2 separate regions of the Homo sapiens genome follow, and region 2 is linked to region 1. Evidence: chromatin loops called from intact Hi-C (ENCODE). Cell type or tissue: right lobe of liver. All regions are shown on one strand. Links, peaks and the distances in the headings refer to the core of each region. The heading gives the core; the rest is flanking DNA. Region 1 overlaps TMOD2 (tropomodulin 2). Region 2 overlaps LOC105370816 (a long non-coding RNA gene).

The links. A loop is a pair of places that touch in the nucleus more often than their neighbours do. Peaks named below come from ENCODE experiments on the same cell type or tissue, not always from the same donor. Only the 100,000 strongest peaks of a DNase experiment are listed, where the experiment ranks them.
Region 2: it touches region 1 in a loop (5-fold over the local background); 108 of 110 quality-filtered maps call a loop at or near these places.

The regions. Positions count from the first base shown.
Region 1 is chr15:51,754,907-51,765,874 of GRCh38, forward strand. All of the region lies in intron 1 of TMOD2 (tropomodulin 2), which reads left to right. Among named protein-coding and RNA genes, the nearest start is that of TMOD2, 8.8 kb to the left of the region's middle. In right lobe of liver, for the core only: a CTCF peak has its summit at 5,110 (motif pointing left); a DNase peak (open chromatin) is centred at 4,748; H3K27ac peaks cover 286 bases.
Region 2 is chr15:51,643,980-51,654,947 of GRCh38, forward strand. LOC105370816 (a long non-coding RNA gene) reads right to left here. Exons shown (of 5, transcript XR_932236.3): 2 at 9,429-9,589. Among named protein-coding and RNA genes, the nearest start is that of DMXL2, 27 kb to the left of the region's middle. RefSeq lists a cis regulatory region at 8,127-8,707. In right lobe of liver, for the core only: a CTCF peak has its summit at 6,141 (motif pointing right); a DNase peak (open chromatin) is centred at 3,422.

The sequences.
Region 1 (10,968 bases), core at 1,252-9,251:
TTTGAGAAACTGCCTTTAATGCATTTTTGAGTGAAAGGTCAGGACATATGATTAAATGTGTAAGTTGTAAGTATTTGTGCTTCACATTACTTACAGATTAGAATTCAAATTTCAGTTTCTGGTTTTAATGGATCATAACAGTTTGACCCCAGTCTACTTTTTCATCCTAAATTTCCTAACTTTCTTCCTATAAATTCTCCTGCTTAGTCCTTTGTTGTATACTATGAACCATTTTTATTTTCAGCACACCAAAAAGTCAATTCTACGTAACTTTAAGGCTTCGTGGTTGTGTAAAATGAGATGCGCTCTTCTGCTATGGCTCTTCCATGGACTGAAATAGCCACCTTTCCTCCCAAAGCCATTTTGAGTTCCTTGGCCTTGGTCCCATGTTTCAGCACAACCTTCCTTAAAGCTGTGATTTCTTGCTATTTCTGCTTTTATGATTTGCCATCCTGTTTTGGCATCAAGGCTGCCCCACTAATTACCTCTTTCACATGTGTCATCACTATTCCTAGGTTCCCCTGGTGAGAGCTAGGTAGGGTGGGGATGAGAAAGTCAACTCCAGGACTGTGAGTGGCAGGAGCTCACAAAATAGGGCACAAGGCCAGCCATGCCAAGCCTGGACATGAGGAGAAAGGAGACAAGCTGGGGCACAAGCCCTAAGAAAGGACCAGGAGGTCCCTCATCAGAGTGGTTAGAGGAGTGTGGAGTCCAGTGAGCTGGGCTGCTATTCAAGCGGTGTGCATGGGGACAACTGTCCTCATTGTTGATAAACAACCATTCTGACTGGGCAGTGTCCCTTCTATACCAGTTGCTAAATGTTTTGCACATCATCTAGGTAAGCACTCACAAGTCAGGGTGCATACAGCATCCATAAGTCATTACAAAACCTGGATCAAAACCTAGCTGGTATAAAATGCCAAAGAAAGAGACAAGATGAGTGAGTCAAAGACCACATAAGCAAGCAGAAGAAAGGAGGGCACATGAATCAAAGGACAAAAAGCAGGAAACCCGGTGCCAATCAGGAAGTTAGAAGAAGCCCATAAGTTCCCAAAGGCAAGAGGAAGGACATGGTTAAAAGCAACAGGCAGTTAAAACCCAGAAAGGCGCAGATCTCCAAGTGGAAGGCAAGGAGATAAATAGAGGTCAAGCAAGAGGAACTCCTCTAAAAACAGAAAAGAAGGCCAAACACAGGGACAAGACAACAGCGGGAAATAGGACCCGCCATGAGAATTAGAAACCAAGAGGCAGGCTGGGCAGACAGCAAGACTTTTTGGCTTTTTGACTGCTTCCTACCCAGGTGGAAATCTATCTCATAGCTTGGCTAGCTTACACTATGGTGGCTTTCTACACCTGGCAATGCTGACCCGCAGCTCTTACAGGTTTTGCCTCTTTATATTCAGCAGATCTTGATGGGGAAAACAGAGGGAAAGAACACCTAAAACACGAGATTATTCCACAACCAAGGACGAAAGAGAAATAGCTTTGACTGAGGGCTTGCGCTTGCTAGACACTGCGCCTAATATGTACATGGTCACCTTAAGTGTCACCTCAGCCTTCTGAGATAAGTACTGTTCTTTGCATGTTTTACTGAGGAAGGACCAGAAGTTTGGAGAGGTTGTCACTGCACACATATCTGCACCATCAGACCTTGGGTTGGTTAACTCCAAGGCCCGTGCTTTTAGTCTTCTGTGTTCTTCTAACCTTGGACAGGAGCAGTCACTAGTGGGCACCTTGTTTTTCAAGTATGATTTAATCTTTGGCAAGTTTGTGTTGTAAGATTGGGAAATACGAGCTCTGCATTCTAGTAAGATCTGTTCCTCTTTCCTCTTTCAGCTTGTTCCTTCCCATTGCCGTACCATATTTCAGACTGAGACTTCTCCTTATCCCGCCTCATTCTGTCCTTCATCCTCTGCAAGTATTTCCCAGAATATATAGAAGTCTTTTAGTTGTTTAAAATAAAACAAACTTAATTGGCCCATCTTCAAATAGCTACATTACAAAACAGGCGGTTGCTGTGTTATATTTGCCCAGCAGCCAGAAATGAATTAAATATCTAAGATCAATTCATGTTTTGTTGGAGGATACATTGATATGCAGATTCTGTTCTAATTTACTAGTTTTAGAAAATGTGGATTTGGTTCTGGTGCAAATCGGTGCACTAATTGTTTAAAATTATGAAATATTGAAGACATATTAAAAAGAATAAAGAGGGCTGAGCGTGGTGGCTCACGCCTGTAATCCCAGCACTTTGGGATGCCAAGGCAGGTGGATCACCTGTGATCAGGAGCTCGAGACCAGCCTGGCCAACATGGTGAAACCCCGTCTCTACTAAAAATACAAAAATTAGCTGGGCGTGGTGGCGGGCACCTGTAGTCCCAGCTTCTCGGGAGGCTGAGGCAGGAGAATGGCGTGAACCCGGGAGGCAGAGCTTGCAGTGAACGGAGATCGCACCACTGCACTCCAGCCTGGGCGACACAGCCAGACTCCGTCTCAAAAAAAAAAAAAAAAAAAAAAAGCCATACTCCTTATTTTCCTTCCCAAGGCTTGTATATTTGGATAATAGGAAGAGTTATTTAAGGGCCCAAGTCATGCTTCCATCAGCTCAAGTCTTTAATCCTATTTTCTGTTTTCCTAACTGGCTCCTGTACTTGCCCACCAGGACTCCTGGAAGCCTTGTTAGGCATTTGCTTCACTCCAGCATGTACATTAGCATCATATTGCATGTTAAATGCTTGCCATGGGACAGACACACCACTGGAGGGGAGGCTGTAGCAGTGCTTGCTAACTTCCCACGGCAGCATTGCTAACAGGACGGAAGACAAATGGGAGCCCTTGGGCAGCCTTGGTGGGGGCAAAAGCAGACCAGCCATGAGCTGGAAAAGCTTTGATTTGACTTTAAAAGCTATGAGAATACTGCATTCTTCTCCACAGTATTTCTATATTTGCTTTTTAAAAATACAGCCTGGGCAATGTAGCGAGACCCTGTCTCTACAAAAAATTTAAAAACTAGCTGAGTATAGTGGGACATACCTGTAGTCTCAGCTGGGGTCAAAGGAGGTGGGGGGAATACTGAGGCAAGAGGTTCACTTAAGCTCAGGAGTACAAGGCTGCAGTGAGCTATGATCACATCATTGCACTCCAGCCTGGGGAACAGAGTGAGACCCTATTTCTAATAATAATAATAATAATAATAATAACTAGCTTTTCCCCAAATCTTCAGATCAAAGTTGTGCTCCAGGAGGATGCAAGTTTTTTTTTTCTCCTCTGACTTTGAGATCCCCTGGTACATTGACACAACATAGGCAATTTGTTTTAACAGCTACTGTTACATAGTATGAACATGTTATTTTAATTAATTAATGTATTTTCCTACTGAAGTATGACATGGCACTTATTTTCTGGGAGTTTGTAGTGTAGCTGGAGAGAGAACCATACATGCAACATACATGAAAAGATAGCAAGATATGTCAAATTGGTGATGTAGGCATACAAATTTAGAGGAAGGGGCAACTTCTGTGGGCTTAGATGATCTCAGAAAGCTCCATCACAGGGAGAGGAAGCAGTGGATAGAGTGGAATGAGCTCTGGACCTGCGGGTTCATTTGAACTCATTTCTTTCACATGACATTTGTTACACAATATTTATTGGATACCTACTTCAGATCAAGAACTGTGCTGGGAGTCAGGATTTTATCAGTGAATAAAACTCATACAGTCCCCCTCCCTCACAGAGATTAGCAAGGAAAATAGAGATAAAGCAAGTAGTTGTAATAAAGCCAAGAACAGATGTGATTAAAGGGGTAGCATGGAGATGGGGAGTGACCCAGACCTTGTCTCCAGGTCCAAACAAGGCTTCCCTGAAGAAGTGAAGCTTGCATGAGACCAGGGGATGAGTAGGATAGCAGTCAGCCAGAGGGGAGTGGGGTGAGAGTGTTCTGAGCAGAGAGAACAACATAAGGCATGATCCAGGCATTGGAATTGGGCCAGGAGGCTGGAGCCAGGAGGAGATGGGGAGTGCAGCACAGGATGAGGCTGACGAAGATGACAGAAGACAGACTGAATTTGAACCTTATCCTCAAGGCAGCAGAAGCCACTGGAGGATTTTAAGTAACTAGAGAAGAGTTGTTTAACTCTGTGCTCACTTTGGCCATTTGTATGGCGAATGGATCAGGAAGGGATAGGGTTGAATGTGGACAATGCAGATGAGTGAAGTGGGTGGATTCTCAACACGTTTAGGTAAGGACAGGATTTGGTGATTGATGGCTGGAAAAGAGACGAGAGAGAGAAGATGTTAAGGATGGCTCCCTGGTTTTTCGGCCAATTTCCTGAAATGGGAGATTCTGGAGGAGGAAAGATGATGAGAGCACTTCTGACATATTTGAGGTGTCTGAGGCAGCCAAGGAGAGATGTGAATTAGGCAGATGGAAATATAGGGGCCTAACCCTCAGGAAAAAAGTCTAGGATGAAGATACAGATTTTGGAATCTCCTGGATATATATTATAATTAAAATTTTGGAGGCAGATGAGTTCCTCCAGAGAGAATATGTAGTATGGAAATAGAAGAATTTATAAGATGAGACCTTGAAGAATGCCAGTATTTAAGGTGGAGGAAGAAGAATTGCTAAAAGAGACCAAAAAGAAATGGTCAGAGAAATAGAAGAAAAACCATCTATGTTGCTGGATTGAGCAATCTTTAAGGACTCTTTCAGCTCTGACATTCTGTGGTCCTGCAGAACTGGGATCTGAGCCAGGTCTCAAGAGCAGAGCGCATAGATAGGCCATGAGAATAGAGAACAGCATTCCAAGTAATATTAATGTATCAGCCAGCATCCCAACAAGAAACGGGATACACTCGAGTAACTTGAGAAAAATTTAATAAAGAGGCTATTTACAAAGATGGGGGGAGGATTTAGGGAATCCAACAAGGCAGAACTCTGGCACCAGCTGCACAAGGAACCCTTACCACCCAAGGCCTGAGGCCAGCCAGGGGCAGGCAGCTGTATGGAGAGGGCTGCCTCTTGGGAGATGTGACCTTCTGGACCCAATCTCCCCCTCCCCTGCTCTCCAGTTTCCTGCTAGTGCCCCCTGTGGGCCAAACAGAAGCCAGACAGAAAGGGAACCCATTGATACAGTCTAAATAGATCATCTTCCTGGAGCACAGAGCAGCAGGGGAGTGGATGTGGAGGTGCAAACAGAAGACAGCCAGAACAATCATCCTGGAAAATGGAAGTATTTGGGTAAGAGGGTGTGTTCATTCCCTATTGCTGCTGTAACAAATTAGCATAAATCCAGTGGCTTAAAACAATACAAACTTATTCTTACTTTTGTGGAAGTTAGAAGTCTGAAACACATGTCACTGGGCTAAAATCAAGGTGTCACAGGACTGTATTCCTTTCTGAAGGCCCTAGGGGAGAATCCATGTCCTTGCCCTTCCCAGCCTCCAGAGGCTGCCCACATCCCTTGGCTCATGGCCCCTTCCACCATCTTCAAAGCAAAAAAATTGCATGACACTGACTCTTCTGCCTTCCTCTTCCATCTTTTAAGAGTCCTTTGGATTACATTGGCACACCCAGATCATCCAAAATGGTCTTTCTATTTTTAAATCCTTAATCTGGGCTGGGCGTGGTGGCTCACGCCTATAATCTCAGCACTTTGGGAGGCCGAAGTGAGTGGATCACTTGAGATCAGGTGCTCAAGACCAGCCTGGGCAACATGGTGAAACCCCATCTCTACTAAAAATACAAAAAATTAGCTGGGTATGGTGGTGCATGCCTGTAATCGCAGCTACTCTGGAGGCTGAGGCAGGAGAATTGCTTGAACCCGGGAGGTAGAGGTTGCAGTGAGCCGAGGTCGTGCCATTGCACTCCAGCCTGGGCAACAACAGCAAAACTCTGTCTCAAAAAAAGAAAAAAAAATCCTTAATCCTTAATCTAATCACAACTCATTTGTTTTGCCATGTAAAGTAACATATAGATGTGAGGAATAGGAGGAGGACGTATTTAGGTGGCCATGATTCTGCCTACCACAGAGAGCAAATAAGCCATTTTAGCCGAAGTGGGCTCCCCAGGAAAGTAACGAGAGAGAAAACAGGAAGTGCAGGTTAAAGCCAAATCATGGGAGCTTTGGAGCTAGATTGTCTGGATTTCATTCTGTGGACAAGAGGGAGCCATTGTAAGTTCTTAACCAGGGAAGTGGCTTGTTAGCAGTGTTGAGAAAAATGATCCAATTATAGTGTTCTGGGTAGCTTACAGGGAAAAACAGAAATCTTTCAAGATGCAATCAGAGTAGTGCAGGTATGAAGGAACAAAAGGCTGAAACAAGAGTGAAAAGAAGGGGTGGTGTGAAAAATGTTGTGCAATAAGGACCTGCAGGAGGTGCTGACCGGCTGGACTCAGAAAAAAAAGTGGGAGAGTCTGAAGCTGGTCTGAGTGTTGGGAGTGTCTGACTGGTAGATTAATCTAGACGGCAACTCTGTTTAGAGAAAAATTGGGAGTTTAGGTTTAGTTAGAGAATCCAGCAATAGAAATCCAAATAGAGGCTGGGCACTGTGGCTCATGCCTGTAATTCCAGCACTTTGGGAGGCTGAGGCAGGAGGATTGCTTGAGCCCAGGAATTCAAGACCAGCCTGGGCAATATAGTAAGACCTCATCTCTGCAAAAAAGAAAAAAAAATTTAATTAGCTGGGCATGGTGATACACACCTGTAGACCCAGCTACTCGAGGGACTGAAGCAGGAAGATCATTTGAGCCCAGGAATTGGAGGCTGCAGTTAGCTATGATCAAGCCAGCCTGGGCAACAGAATGAGACCCTGTCTTTAAAAAAAAAAAAAAATTCAAATAGAATCTTATAAACTCTAAGATACCATTGATTGTAAAACTCTCCAGTATTTTATGTATCACTAAGAAAAAAAGGCTGGCAATCAAAATATAACATGTTTTCTTAAAAATACAAATTTTTGGCCGGGCACGGTGGCTCATGCCTGTAATCCCAGCACTTTGGGAGGCCGAAACAGGCAGATCACGAGGTCAGGAGATCGAGACCATCCTGGCTAACACTGTGAAACCCTGTCTCTACTAAAAATACAAAAAAAATTATCCGGGCGTGGTGGCGGGCACCTGTAGTCCCAGCTACTCAGGAGGCTGAGGCAGGAGAATGGCATGAACCCGGGAGGTGGAGCTTGCAGTGAGCCGAGATTGCGCCACTGCACTCCAGCCTGGGTGTGAGTGTGAGACTCTGCCTCAAAAAAAAAAAAAAATACAAATTTTTGGCTGGGCACAGTGGCTCATACCTGTAATTCCAGCACTGTGGTAGGCCAGGCTGGGAGGATTGTTTGAAGACTGGAGTTGGAGACCAGCCTGGACAACATAGTGAGATCCTGTATCTTCAAAAAATAAAAAAAAAATAGCCCGGCATGGTGGTGCACACCTGTAGTCCTAGCTACTTAGGAGACTGATGTGGGAGAATCGCTTGAGCCCAAGAGGTCAAGGCTGCAGTGAGTTGTACTGACATACAACTGAACTCAAGCCTGGCAACAGACTGAGACCGTGTCTCAAAAAATAATAATAATTTTTACTTTATTGAAAGAGCTGTTTTCGACTTCCACATAGGTTTTTTGAAATCTTTTTTACTGAAGTGTAAATGACATACAATAAAGTGCACATATTTCAAGTGTACAGTTTGATAAGTTTTGATATATGCATGTATGTGTGAAACCATCACCACAATCAAGGTAGTAAACATATGCAACATCCCCAAAAGGTTCCCCATGCCCCTATGTCATTCCTCTCATCAGCCCCTCCCACCTCTCTCCCATGCCTAAGCAACTGTGATTTCTTTCTGTCATATAAATTAGTTTATGTGTTCTAAAATTTTAGATAAATGGAATCCTGCAGTATACATTCTTTTTGGTCTTCTTTCTCTCATTATAATTATTTTGAGGTTCATCCATGTTTTTGTGTACATCAATAGTTCATTCCCTTTTATTGCTGAGAAGTATTCCATTATGTGGATATACGACAATTTGTTTATTTTTATTTATTTATTTAGGGACAGGGTCTTATTCTGTTGCCCAGGCTGGAGTGCAGTGGTGCAATCATAGCTCACTGCATCCTCGACCTCCTGGCTGAAGCAATTCTCCCACCCCAACCTCCCGAATAACTGGGACTACAGGCATGTGCCACCATGCCCAGCTAATTTTTAAAAAAAAAAATTGTAGAAACGGGGTCTCACTGTGTTGCCCAGGCTGGTCTCAAATTCCTGGGCTCAAGAAATCCTCCTGCCTCAGCCTCCCAAAACATTGGGACTACAGGCGTGAGCCACTGCACCTGGTCACAATTTGTTTTTTATTCATTTACTATCATTCACATTGTTTTCAATTTTTGGCAATTACAAATAAATGTGCTATGAATATACATGGATTTTTAAAATCATATATCTCTCCTGTGCATACATTAAAAGGGGAAATGTAAGTGAAATGCATTCATTAGTTGATATTCTTAAAACTTCTTCACACTCAGAGTCCAACATTTTAGATCACTATTTTACTTATCCATATCTGGTTCTTTTCCACATAATAATTTCCTCTGTGCCATCGAGTGGTAATTTAAAAAATCTGTAAAAAAACAAAACTAAAACTAAAAGCCATTGAACTGGGCACTTAAACTCACTCTGTAATTATGTGGAACTGTCCTAATCTGGGCCTCTCTTCAGGAGTGCTGCTAAACATACCTGCATTGTCACCTCCCCACGATTGTCTGCTTTCTAAATTTTAAAAGAGTATTCCACAGTTGTCCCTGGGATTTCCTTCCAAGACCTTTACATCCACTCTGCTAGTTTTGAAGTTGGTGCTTTTGATATTTAGGTATATACAAGCAATGACAAGTACATTTTTACTGCTGCTGGGACAACAGTAATTGTAGGACACCATGAATTCTAAGACACATCTCAATTTCAGAATGTTAAATGTGGCAAAGTATGCATTTTAGAATCCATTAAGTAGGGTGCTTCAACCAATTCATTTGATGGATAAGGGCCTGGAAGATGCCATCCTTGTCCTGTGTGATGCAGTAAGTTAGTGGTAGCTGGCACCAGAACAAAGTGTATAGGATCCAATTGGTTTCTCTGACTTTAGTAGAATTTTTGTTTGTTTATTTACTAGAATATAGTCATTAAAGATTTAAAAAAAAAAAAGGAGGGCTGGGAGACCTCATCTCTACAAAAAAAAATTAAAAATTAGCTAGGCATCGTGGCACATGCCTGTAGTCCCGGGCTTCGTGTTGCACACTTGTAATCCCAGCTACTCCAGAGGTTGAGGTGGGAGGATCACTTGAGCCCAGGAGCTGGAGGTTGCAGTGAGCCGAGATGGTACCACTGCATTCCAGCCTGGGCAACAGAGGGAGACCCTATCTCTAAATTAATAAATAAGAAGCTGAGCTAATGGAAAAGAGCGTTGCATTGCATGTGAAAGGGGTATCGACACAGAAACCACAAACCTGAACATTGTGAGCCGTTGAATTCACAAAGGAAAGGGAACACTATTCCAATAGCCCTTAAGAGGCCCACCTGCAGCCAGTCTCGTTCCATGCCAACTCATTCTTCATTCTTATGATTTGAACTCATAAAAAAAGATTGGCGTGCTCAGATCACTCCCCTACTTTAAGAAGCTGTGGTGGCTTGCCATTCCCAACAGAATAAAGTTCAGGTCCCTTAGCAAGGCGCAGAAGGAAGGCCCTTCACAGATGTCCCACCCTCGTCTTTAGTTCTTTCCTCTCCCTTCCTCCATGAATCCCCCTCTGTAGCCATGCCGCCTGCTCTACCAGCATATCATTTACTGTCTTATCCTGTACCCCTTTGTGCTGTTCCCTTTTCCTAGAATGACACTTGCCCATTCATGTCCACCTTATGACCTCCTCCTTCAATGTTCAAACACAGCCTCTTTTTCACAGTTTCCCCTCAAACTTCCCCCACTTACTCAGTGATTATTTCCCCATGTGTTTTCAAACCTACTTTTTACATTATGTCTAATACTTACGGCATTATTGCTGTTTGTGTGAGAGTCTCACTAAGCTGTGATCTTGGGGAGAGGGGGCATTTTGATAAATATAATTTTTTTTTTGAGAGAGTCTCACTCTGTCACCCAGGCTGGAGTGCAGTGATGCCATCTCAGCACTGCAACCTCTGCCTCCCGGGTTCAAGCAATTCTCCTGCCTCAGCCTCCCGACTAGCTGGGACTACAGGCACATGCCACCACACCCAGCTAATTTTTGTATTTTTAGTAGAGATGGGGTTTCACCATATTGGTCAGGCTGGTCTCAAACTCCTGACCTCAGGTGATCCACCTGCCTTGGCCTTCCAAAGTGCTGGGATTACAGGCGTGAGCCAACGTTCCTGGCCTCCTCATGTGTTTTTAAACCTACTTTATACGTTACGTCTAATACTTATGACATTATTGCTATTTGTGTGCCTGTCTCACTAAGCTGTGATCTTCTTGGGGAAAGGTGGCATATCTTGTTTATCTTTGTATTTCTGTTTGCTAGAACTATGCCTGGCAAATAGTAGGTATATAACAAATATTTATTGGCCTGAAAGATGTGATTGGTGGTAATACCTCCTAAGGAGAAACACAGTCAGTGAAGTACATTACTGTTTCCTGAATGAGTATTATCTTTCTAAGGAAGATCTGTAGAATCCTCTGCAAGGAGAAAGGGATTGAGTAAAAATTGCATTTTGGGTGAATATTTAGAAGTGAGGTGGTATAAAAAATAAGGGTCGAGAGAAGAACGGTCTGAGGGTATAAAGAATGAATACGTAGAACAAAAAGGAAATGGGACTAGAAATAGAATGGAAAACAAAGCAAGGAGAAAAATAGAGAGAGTGATCATGTGGCCAGGATTTTAGAATCGCACTTAGTTTAATTGCAGGGGAGTTACTGGACAATGCTTTCTCACATAGACGTTCCAAACTCTCG
Region 2 (10,968 bases), core at 1,162-9,161, 110 kb before region 1:
AGGTATGCACCACCAAAACCAGCTAATTTTTGTATTTTTAGTAGAGAGGGGGTTTCACCACGTTGGCCAGGCTGGTCTCAACCTCCTTATGTCAGGTGATCCACCTGCCTTGGCCTCCCAAAGTGCTGGGATTAGAGGCGTGAGCCACCATGCCCGGCCACAGAAAGATATTTTGAACAGAAAGACAGTACAGTTATATCCTTCAACCCCCCACTTCTCACCTTTCACTACCTTCTTATCCAACTATAAAGCATGGTATTTCAGAGCTAGTTTTTAAGGAAGAAATTGTTGAAGTTAGTCAAAGACGAAGTATGAACAATTAAAGACAATGATGTACCCCCAAAAGCCCACAAGATAGAGGTTCCAAAAATGAAATGATAAAAATGAACATGTAATGGGTAAGATTAATTATCTACCCACAAAGATCATTTACAGTCAGCAGTAAGGTCTAAATGGGTGCCTGTGTGTCATCTCCAGTGAGCACAATTCTATTGGCATGTCTATAGCTGTAACCTAGTTTGGTGCCTAAGAGGAAAGGGGTGTTTCCAGTGGAAGGAACAATGAGCCTGTACTAATCAAACCACCTTCATAGATAATTTGGCTTCCCTATTATATGTGTAAGGAAAGAATATATTGATGCAGCTGTCTTTTGTCATTACAAATGAATAAATAAGCAGTTTCTTGTGAATTTGATGTGTGAATTGATCCTTCTGAACTCAGTCAGTCAGTCGGCAGAAAAAAATCAAGTGCCCATGGAGCACTCTACTGAGGTTCACAAAATACTGCCCTGGAAAATCAATCCAAGAGGGGCTGGCTCCTGTTAATGAAGATGAGGAGGATGAGACTGCTGATAATGTTGATGATGATAGCTACTATGTGTCGGGTGCTGTGTTAAGTGCTTTACAAAAATTTCCCTGTGTAATTGCCATAGCAATCCCTCTTACAGATTAGAAAAAATGGGGTTTGGAAAGGTTAAGAAACTTGCCTAAGGTGACACATCTGTGAGCTAAGATTCAAACCAGATCTAAATGGGAAGCAAAACTACTTGATCACTGTTCTTGATTGCTTACCTCAAAAGAAGAGATCTTCTTTGGATTCTTAATGAACTTGCCTAGGACGTTTCCTTTCAATTCCATGAAAAAGTAAATACATTTTATGACTCCAACTTGCCTCTTAATAAGAAATGCCAGAAGGTTTAATTCAGGCAAATAATGTATTAATTTTCTAAAAAGAATGTTGTGGGTACCAAAAACTACAAACTAGTAAACCTGGAAAAATCTTTAATGGAGAATAAAACACAATTTGTGGCAATTTAAAAAAGAAATATATTTATCAGGAGCCAACAAGGATTCACCAAGAGCAAGTCATGTCAAATTTATTTAGTCTAGTTTTCAACAGCAAAACTAATGCCATAGACATCTTTTATTTTCTTTCCGTGAAAAATATGACAAAATCCCTACTGATTATCACACCAAAATATTATGCTGACCAAGGCCCCCACAGGCCTCTATAAAACGGCAGATCCCTTGGCAAATTTACCATTGATGAGACTCTAACTTCAGCCTGGCCAACTCAGAAATTTAATTTCCTCATGCTTACAAAGCCCACAAGAAACTAATGACTAAAACCAGCCACTTTTTATTGAAAAGTCATACTATATTGAAATGTATTTTACATATAGAAAGAAACACAAATCTTTAGTGAACAGCTTGGAGAATTCTCACAAATAAATATATATATACTGGTATAACCATCAATCATTCCAGAAAAGTTCCTCATCCCCCTTTCTGGCCAATACCTCCACCTCAATAGCTTTCTCGTTTCTACCACCAGGGATTAGTTTTACCTGATCTTGAGCTTTACATACAGGGGATTTTACACTATGCATCCTTTTGTGTCTAGCTTCTTATACTCTACACTATATTTTTGAAATTCATTTACATTGTTACGTGTATCAGCATTTTGTTTGTTTGTTTTTTTTTTTACTGCTAAGCAGTACTCCATTGTATGAATATAGTTTATGAATTTGGGTGATAGACATTGCAACAAAGCACCATTTTATTTAGACATGATAATATTAATCTTAGGCGTTTCCCTTTTTAAGGATATGCTTGCATATCACAGCTTTTGGGTTTTAGTTGAATTATCTGAAATCCCCCTGTACCTCCATTTCCAGTTCTTGCACGAACGACTTCGATATTACCCTGGCCTAATGGGTGACCTGCAGGATTTATCCCAGATGTCTGGATTAATGGTGTTCTGGCCACCTGGAGGAGTCACAAGAGTCAGTCCTCCTCTCTGCCTTGGTCTGAAAGGTGTGGCTGAAGACACAGTATAATTGTCAAATCTATAGATGGCCAGAATAGCTGATGTGAAAGCTAACAGAATCAAAATTTATAAGAATTTAAAGCAGACTGAAGCACAAAATCAAACCAACAATATAGACATTGAGAACTAGATATAGGTTCAGAAAACATCACTCACAAGTACAGTTTTGGAGTAATCTGGTTTGCCAAAATTTCAATTTGAATACACAGGTTTATAAAAATGACTGCATTAAAATAAGCATTTTTAAATCCTACTCTGCATTGATTCAGACTGTAACTGGGAAACAATTTTCAATTCTGGCCACCACAGTTTAAGAAAACTTATAATTCTGGTAAGTATATTCACAGCGAGATGACCAGTACTAATTCATTCATTCAACAAGTATTTGAGCATTTACTTTGTGCTGGGCACTGTCATGCTGATGGGGGTATAGCAGCAAGGAAAACGACTAAGGCCCTGCCTCATGGTACTTATATTCTAGAAGGAATACAGAAAATGAACAAATAAAAATATAATATGTTAGGGCCCAGGAAGTTCAATGAAGAAAAATAAAGCCAGGTAAAGTAATAGAAGAGAAGGGAAGGGCTTTTGGGAGGAAGTGGCCAAAGCAGACCTCTCCAAACAGATGACATTTGAACAAAGACCTGAACGATGTAAGGCAGGGTTCAGCAAACTATGAACAGTGGGCCAAATTTGACTGCACACCTGTTTTTGTGTGGCTCGAGAGCTAAGAATGGTTTTTATATTTTTAAAATAGTTAACAAAAAAATTTTTTAGAGAATAATACTTTTTGACATGGGAAAATTATATGCAATTCAAATTTCAGCATCCAAAAATAAAGTTTTATTGGGACACATCCGCACTCATTTATTTACTTATTCTCCATGGCTGCTCTTGCATTATCACAGCAGATTTGAGACCATATGGCCCACAAAGCCTAAAATATTTACCATCTGGCTCTTTATGCAAAATGATTGTTGACCCCTGATATAAGGGAGCAAGCCCTACCATTATCTAAGGGGAAAACGCCCTGGAATAGATAATGGCAAGAGTAAAGGCCCTGAGTCAGGCCTGTGGTTGGCTTGTGATCAACGAACTGGAAGGAAGCCAGTGTGGCTGGATGGCAGGGAGAGAGGGTGAGACTAGTAGGAAATGGCAGGAAGTGAAATCAGAAAGGGAACTTCAGACCAGATCTGCTTGGGGTAAGGATTTTGACTTAAGTGACACAGAAAGCCATTTAAGGGGTTTGAAAAAGGAATGACATAGTGTGACAGCTGGCTGGAACATGGCTGGATGGGGAAAAAAATACATCTATTTTCTCTAAGCATCAGCTGCAATTTAACATTTCAGTCATAAATATAGACAACAAAACACAATTGTATTTAGCAGTACCTGTGACTTTGTCACCAATGAATATCACTTTTTTTTTTTTTTTGAGATGGAGTCTTGCTCTATCGCCCAGGCTGGAGTGCAGTGGCGTGATCTCAGCTCACTGCAACCTCTGCCTCCTGGGTTCAAGCGATTCTTATGCCTCAGCCTCCAGAATAGCTGGGATTACAGGCGCCCGCCACTACGCCCGCCTAATTTTTTTGTATTTTTAGTAGAGACGGGGTTTTACCATGTTGGACAGGCTGGTCTCAAACTCCTGACCTTAAGGGAACTGCCTGCTTCGGCCTCCCAAAGTGTTGGGATTACAGGCGTGAGCCTCTGCACACTTTTTTATAGATAATGATTATTGTAATTATCTTAAAATATCATTTATGAATAGATCTATTCAGAAATTATTAGACCTTGTACTATAGCTTGTTATTAAATGAATTAATAAAGAAGTATGTATGTGTATTCAGAGTGAACAGGCAACCTACAGAATGGGAGAAAATTTTTGCAATCTACCATCTGACAAAGAGCTAATATCCAGAATCTACAAAGAACTTAAACAAATTTACAAGAAGAAAACAAACAACCCCATCAAAAAGTGGGCAAAGGGTATGAACAGACACTTCTCAAAAGAAGACATTTATGCAGCCAACAGACACATGGAAAAATGCTCATCATCACTGGTCATCAGAGAAATGCAAATCAAAACCACAATGAGATACCATCTCATGCCAGTTAGAATGGCGATCATTAAAAAGTCAGGAAACAACAGATGCTGGAGAGGATGTGGAGAAATAGGAACACTTTTACACTGTTTGTGGGAGTATAAATTAGTTCAACCATTGTGGAAGACAGTGTGGCAATTCCTGAAGGATCTAGAACTACAAATACCATTTGACCCAGCAATCCCATTACTGGGATTGGTATAGGTATACCTGTACCTATACCTATACCAATACCTATACCAATACCTATACCTATAGGTATAGGTATATACCTATAGGATTATAAATCATGCTACTATAAAGACACATGCACACGTATGTTTATTGCGGCACTATTCACAATAGCAAAAACTTGGAACTAACCCAAATGTCCATCAATGATAGGCTGGATTAAGAAAAATGTGGCACATATACACCATGGAATACTATGCAGCTATAAAAAAGGACGAGTTCATGTCCTTTGCAGGGACATGGATGAAGCTGGAAACCATCATTCCCAGCAAACTATCACAAAGACAGAAAACCAAACGTTGCATGTTCTCACTCATAGGTGGGAACTGAACAATAAGAACACTTGGACACAGGGTGGGGAACATCACACACTGGGGCCTGTTGGGGGATGGGGGGCTGGGGGAGGGACAGCATTAGGAGAAATACCTAATGTAAATGATGAGTTGATGGGTGCAGCAAACCAACATGGCACATGTAAACAAACCTGCACGTTGTGCACATCTACCCTAGAACTTAAAGTATAATAATAAAAAAAGATGTATGTGTATATATAAAACTATATCACAAATTTGATTTTTTGATATTTTAATAACTGTATTCCAATGTAATTGATTTCCTGTTTAATGCTTTGTATTTCATATTATGTGTTTTTAAATGTCTCTCTGGGGCCCATATGCTCTACAAGATTTTCCAAAGGGTCTAGAGCCCAATAGAAACTGATATAAAAGCAGTGAGAAGCACTAGAAGGACTAAATTAGAGAAGGGAGGACAAGGCAGGTCCAAGATAGGTATTTTAATTTCTCTGGCACATAGTAAGCACTGAATATATGTTAATTACTATTGTTATTGCTAATATTTTTATGTATACCCTTATAGTTTTTTAGCTGTGTGTGGCATATACTACTTTGTTATCTCCATTTTTCACTCAAAAGTATATCATAAACATCATTCATTGTCATTACATACTTTTAAACCTCATTTTAATGGTCAAAGAGTGGTTAATTGCAGAGACGTATCATTATTTATTCAATTAATCCTCAATCGCAAGATATTTAGATTCTTGTTTTACTTAGTAAAAATAAACACTGCAATAAACACCAATGTTAAGTCTTTGCAGCATCAGTGTTAAATCTTAAAGTATCCATAATTATTTCTTTAGGATAGACCCTAAAATTAGAATCAGCATGCATTACTCAGTGTGCTGGATGTGAAATCCAGTCTGTCCAAGATTTCCACTTCAGCTGTCCTCTTAGTTGGGATTTCATCTTTCCTCCTTGGTTCACACATACATAAGCAACTGTCTGAGCTTACCCTCCTGGTTCAACCAAAGCCCCCAGTGTTTAAACACACACACACACATACACACACACAGAGAGTCAGTTTTGTCTGTTCTTACTTTCTGTACAGAATTAAGGCAACAGGAAGGATACATGAAATCAAGGGACAAAAGCTAAATTCCTACCATCCACCTGGTGGCAGTATTTCCTAAACGTTGGCAGAATATACAGGCAGTAATAGGTACCTTCTGTTATTTCAATAGTATTTTCTATGCAAATCCAGTCCTATAAAGTGGTGTACCATGTCACAATGAATGAAAAAAAGAATTATTCTGGCAAACGCTAGGTCAATACAGTTGTATAGTAATTCTAGAAGTTTCCTTTGAGGACTGCCAAAACAAATATCTTTGTTTAAAAACAAAAAAAAAAAAAGCTATTTTTAAAAAGCTTGTAAAATTAATTTTTCTCATTAAGAATATTATAAGATTGCAGACATTTTTAGAAATAGAGAAAGGAAGTCACATATATTTTTACTAACATAACCCGTTAGCATATTGTTATGCTCCTTTCTGATCCTTTTTTCTCTAAGCACATTTTTATAATTGTAATCAAGCTATACATAAAATTGGCTTATACTCTCCTTTTGGCATTAATCACATTGAAAAATTAATATACTTAAATAAAATATATTAAAGTATACTTATAAAATATACTTATTTCTGGGAGAGGTGGTCACAGGTGATATTTACTTCTTTAAACACTTTTGTATTTCCTACTTTTAAAATCAGAAAAAATTTAATCCTAAAAAATCTATTTGATTCCATTTACATCCTATACAACCCCACATTTCTATCCCTAGGTGAATCTCCAACAAATAGGTATAAAAATGTGCCTCAAAATGCAAAGGTACCAAGAAAAACAAAACAAACAAACAAAAAAGGCAAAGGTACTAAATTGTTTACAGGAACATCACTTCAATTCTCAGTTGATGGCTTTGCTTCCCATTCACTGAGAAAATGACCTACGGCATCTTGTCTTTATTAGCTCTCTGACTTCACTCCATCCCTCTCTACTCCTTTCCTCCTTGCTCACTTTACTCCATTCCCACTGGCCCCTTTGCCATGCCTAGAACAGGCCAGGCATAATCTCACTCCAGGGACTTTTACCATACTCTTTCCTCTGGAGGCTTTGCCCCAGATATCCACAACGCTAGCCCCCTCATTTCCTTCTCAAGTCTACACAAAAGTCACCTCCTTATTGAGACCTTTCAACCCCACCTCTAAATGTCATGTCCTTCTTCTCTGCTTTATTTTTTCTCCTATACACCCATAACTTTCTAGCAATGTGTATTTTGCTTATCTGTTTTATTTCCCTTTCCACCTGAATGCAAACTCTGTGAAGGCAGGTTTTGTGTCAGTTTTGTTCAGTGACGTTCACTGAGTGTTTTGTTCACTGCTTATTCTATTTGAGGCACAGAATATGAATGGCACATGATATGTACTCAAGAAATACTTACTGAACAAATAAACGAATAAATGATGGCAGCCTGAACTAGGGCAGAGGGGAGATTGAGAGGAGGGAGATGGACTGGACAAGCAGAATAACAGTGAATAGCAGGTTGTGGGATATGATGGTGCAGTCGCATAGGACCCTCAGTGCCTCTGGATAATTGGCTTACATCTTCTTGAGATGCAGCATGAGTGAGGGAGGAAGGAGCTTGAGTAGTTGCATTTGAGACTTGAGATGCTTGCCGGTCATCCAGTGCTCTAGGTAACTGGATATGTATGTGGTCAAGGGAGTGGTCAGGGGTGGAGATACAGAGGATGGCCTCAAGTCTGGAAATACAAATAATATTATCTCATGTATTTTAATATCAATAAAAAATACATTACATATTTACTCCTGTTTCCATTGTAGAATCTTCATTATTATTGGGGAGAGAGTAAATGAAATGAGTTCAATCTTCCAAGGATGGCTAATCTTATGTATGTAGCTGCCTATATAAACTTTCCAATAATTCACCAAGTGTTGGCCTATTTCTATTACCTTGGCTTCCTTAATCTTGACATAAATGCTCATAAGAAATTTTTGAAGTGTAAAGGACAGCCTCAGAAACAATACAGCAAATTCCAGGCAGCCTCCATAAAAACATACAGCATATAGAGTTCTATATACCAACAAAAGGCTACAAAAACCCTGTAATTAGCCTTTTGCCTGTGGAATTAGTTTAAAGATAATGTCTATGAGTGCTGTAGATGATTAGATCTTAATTTTATAGTCAGAGTTATACTACTGAGAGAGGAATAATATAAGGTGGCCGTAGGAGATTAGAAAATTCCAGGCAACAATTTCATATGACTAGCAAAAGGCAACTGTTGAAATAGCTGCAGAGGCTATGGGCTGATAAGACCCTGAGAAACAGGGTGTGGACCAAGATGGCTAAGACTGACTGAACCCAACATGTCACTGGATTTGACGTAGGTTTCTCCTAGAACCTCATTATATGCTCATTAACGTAATCACATGCCCACCAGCACCATGACACTTCCAGGAACACCCATTATTTAGTGCAAAAGTGGGTGGCACCACAGTTTTGAGAAATCTTCACCTTTTTCCAGGAATCTTCATGAATATGTCACCCCTTGGTTACAGAAACCCATAAAGATAGTACCCGAAAACCTTGTGTGCAACTCTCTTGAGTACACCTGCACTCCCCTTTCTTGAGTGTGTACTTTTCGCTTTGCAATAAATCTTCATCTTTTCACTATTTTCTGACTCATCCCTGAATTTCTTCTTGTGATGGTGTCAAGAGCCTGGATACCGGTTGAGGTCAAGGTCCCACTAGTGTTTGTGGACCTACCCCAGCCCATCAGTATCATTACCACCTCAGGACTATCATATATATATATACGTATATATATATATATATATACACGTATATATATATACACACACACATATATACATGCTGGGGAATATATATATATGTGTGTATATATATATGTATATATATACATATATATACATGCTGAGGAAAGGTGATTCGGTTCCTGATTTTGAAGGCCCTAAAGCCTCATTAATACCTAAATAATCCCTTTTTCACTGCCTTGGACATACTTACCCCTAACTCCCTCACTTCTTGAATTTTTCCTGCCTCCTTACGTTAGCAACACCTCTCTCCACCAGACCACCTAATGAGAGCACCATGACTCCTGAGGTCAAGGACCATATTTTGTTCAACATCATATTCTCAGCACTAACACAAAATGGGTGCTCAATAAATGCTCAGATAGCAAGTGGCCAGGGGAGGGCAGGTGAAAGAAGTTCCATCTGAAACATAATCCACGTTATTACCCGGTGTGGCAAACACTGCTGGTTATCTTATGGCAGTCATTTCTCCCTCGAATCTTTCCAGTTTTGACCATTGGGAGCTCTTTCAGTTGGCTTTCATGCCTCCATCAATGTAGATTTGTTTTGAACACTTTCTTACTTTCAGGCACTACAAGATGCTGCAGGGTCGTCTTGTATATCTTCTGCCCGTCTTACAATCACCTGCTTCTCCAAGGATCCTTGATTCCTTTTATTGAAGGATGGTGTTAGAAACCAAGATTTCTGCATTAGACATGCTCATTGCTGTTGGAGTGTCATTGCCTATAGATTCAACATACATAATTTAAAATGTGGTAGTAGCCCCATTATTTAAAAAAAGCAAAAAAAAAAAGACTGAAATTGACTTTAATTAAACCAAGTGTTTCCAACATATTATCATTTCAATATGTAATCAATGCAAAAAATGATTAATCAGATTTTTGCATAGTTTTTCTTTCACACCGAGTCTTTGAAATTCAGCCCATCTCAATTTGGATTAATCACATTTCAAGTGCTCCACAGCCCACATGTGGCTAGCAGCTACTACAGGAATAGTGAAATTCTAAAAGCTTTATGATTTCAGCCTTTGCTATGTGGCCTATTATCCATCTTGAACTATTTTTTGTATATGGAATGAGTGACTATCAAAATTTGTTTATATTCAGTATCAAAAAATTAAATCTTCAGTGCCATTTGTTAAAATGACTTTCCTGGCCAGGTGCGGTGGCTCACACCTGTAATTCCAGCACTTTGGGAGGCCAATGGGGGTGGACTGCCTGAACTCAGGAGTTTGCAACCAGCCTGGGCAACACAGTGAAACCCTGTCTCTACTAAAATACAAAAAATTAGCCGGACGTAGCAGCGAGCGCCTGTAGTCCCGGCTACTGGGGAGGCCGAGGCAGGAGAATCACTTGAACCCAGGAGGTGGAGGATGCAGTGAGCTGAGATTGCACCATTGCACTCCAGCCTGGGTGACGGAGTGAGACTCCGTCTTGAAAAAACAAACAAACAAACAAAAATGACTTTCCTTCTCTATTGAATGGACTTGGCACCTTGAGCCTATTGCTAGATTCTTTATTCTGCTCCATTGATATTCATCTAGTTGATTACATAACTTTACATATGTAACTCACAGTAACTTTCAGACTCAAGTGGTATAAGAAATCCAACTCTATTCTTTTTCAAAATGGTTTTGGCTCTTCAATTCCTTTGCATTTTCGTATGCAAATTTAAGAATCAGCTTGTCAATTTCTTCAAAAGACCTTGCGGGGATTTTGATTAGGGCTGTGTGAAATCCATAGGTCAATGTGGGGAGAATGGAAATCTTAACAATGTTGAGCCTTCCAATATATGAACATTCCCTTTCTCTCCATTTATTAAAGTCTCTTAAAATTTCAGCGATGTTACAGTTTCAGCATAAGGATCTTGCACATTTTGTTAGATATATCCCTGGACATTTGAATTTTTTTTGTTTGGTTGGTTGGTTTTGGGTTTTTGTTTTGTTCTGTTTTGTTTTGTTTTGAGACAGAGCCTCACTCTATCGCCCAGGCTGGAATGCCCTGGCACTCTCTCGGCTCACTGCAACCTCAGCCTCCTGGGTTTAAGTGATTCCCCTGCCTCAGCCTCCCAAGTAGCTGGGATTACAGGCATGCACCATCACA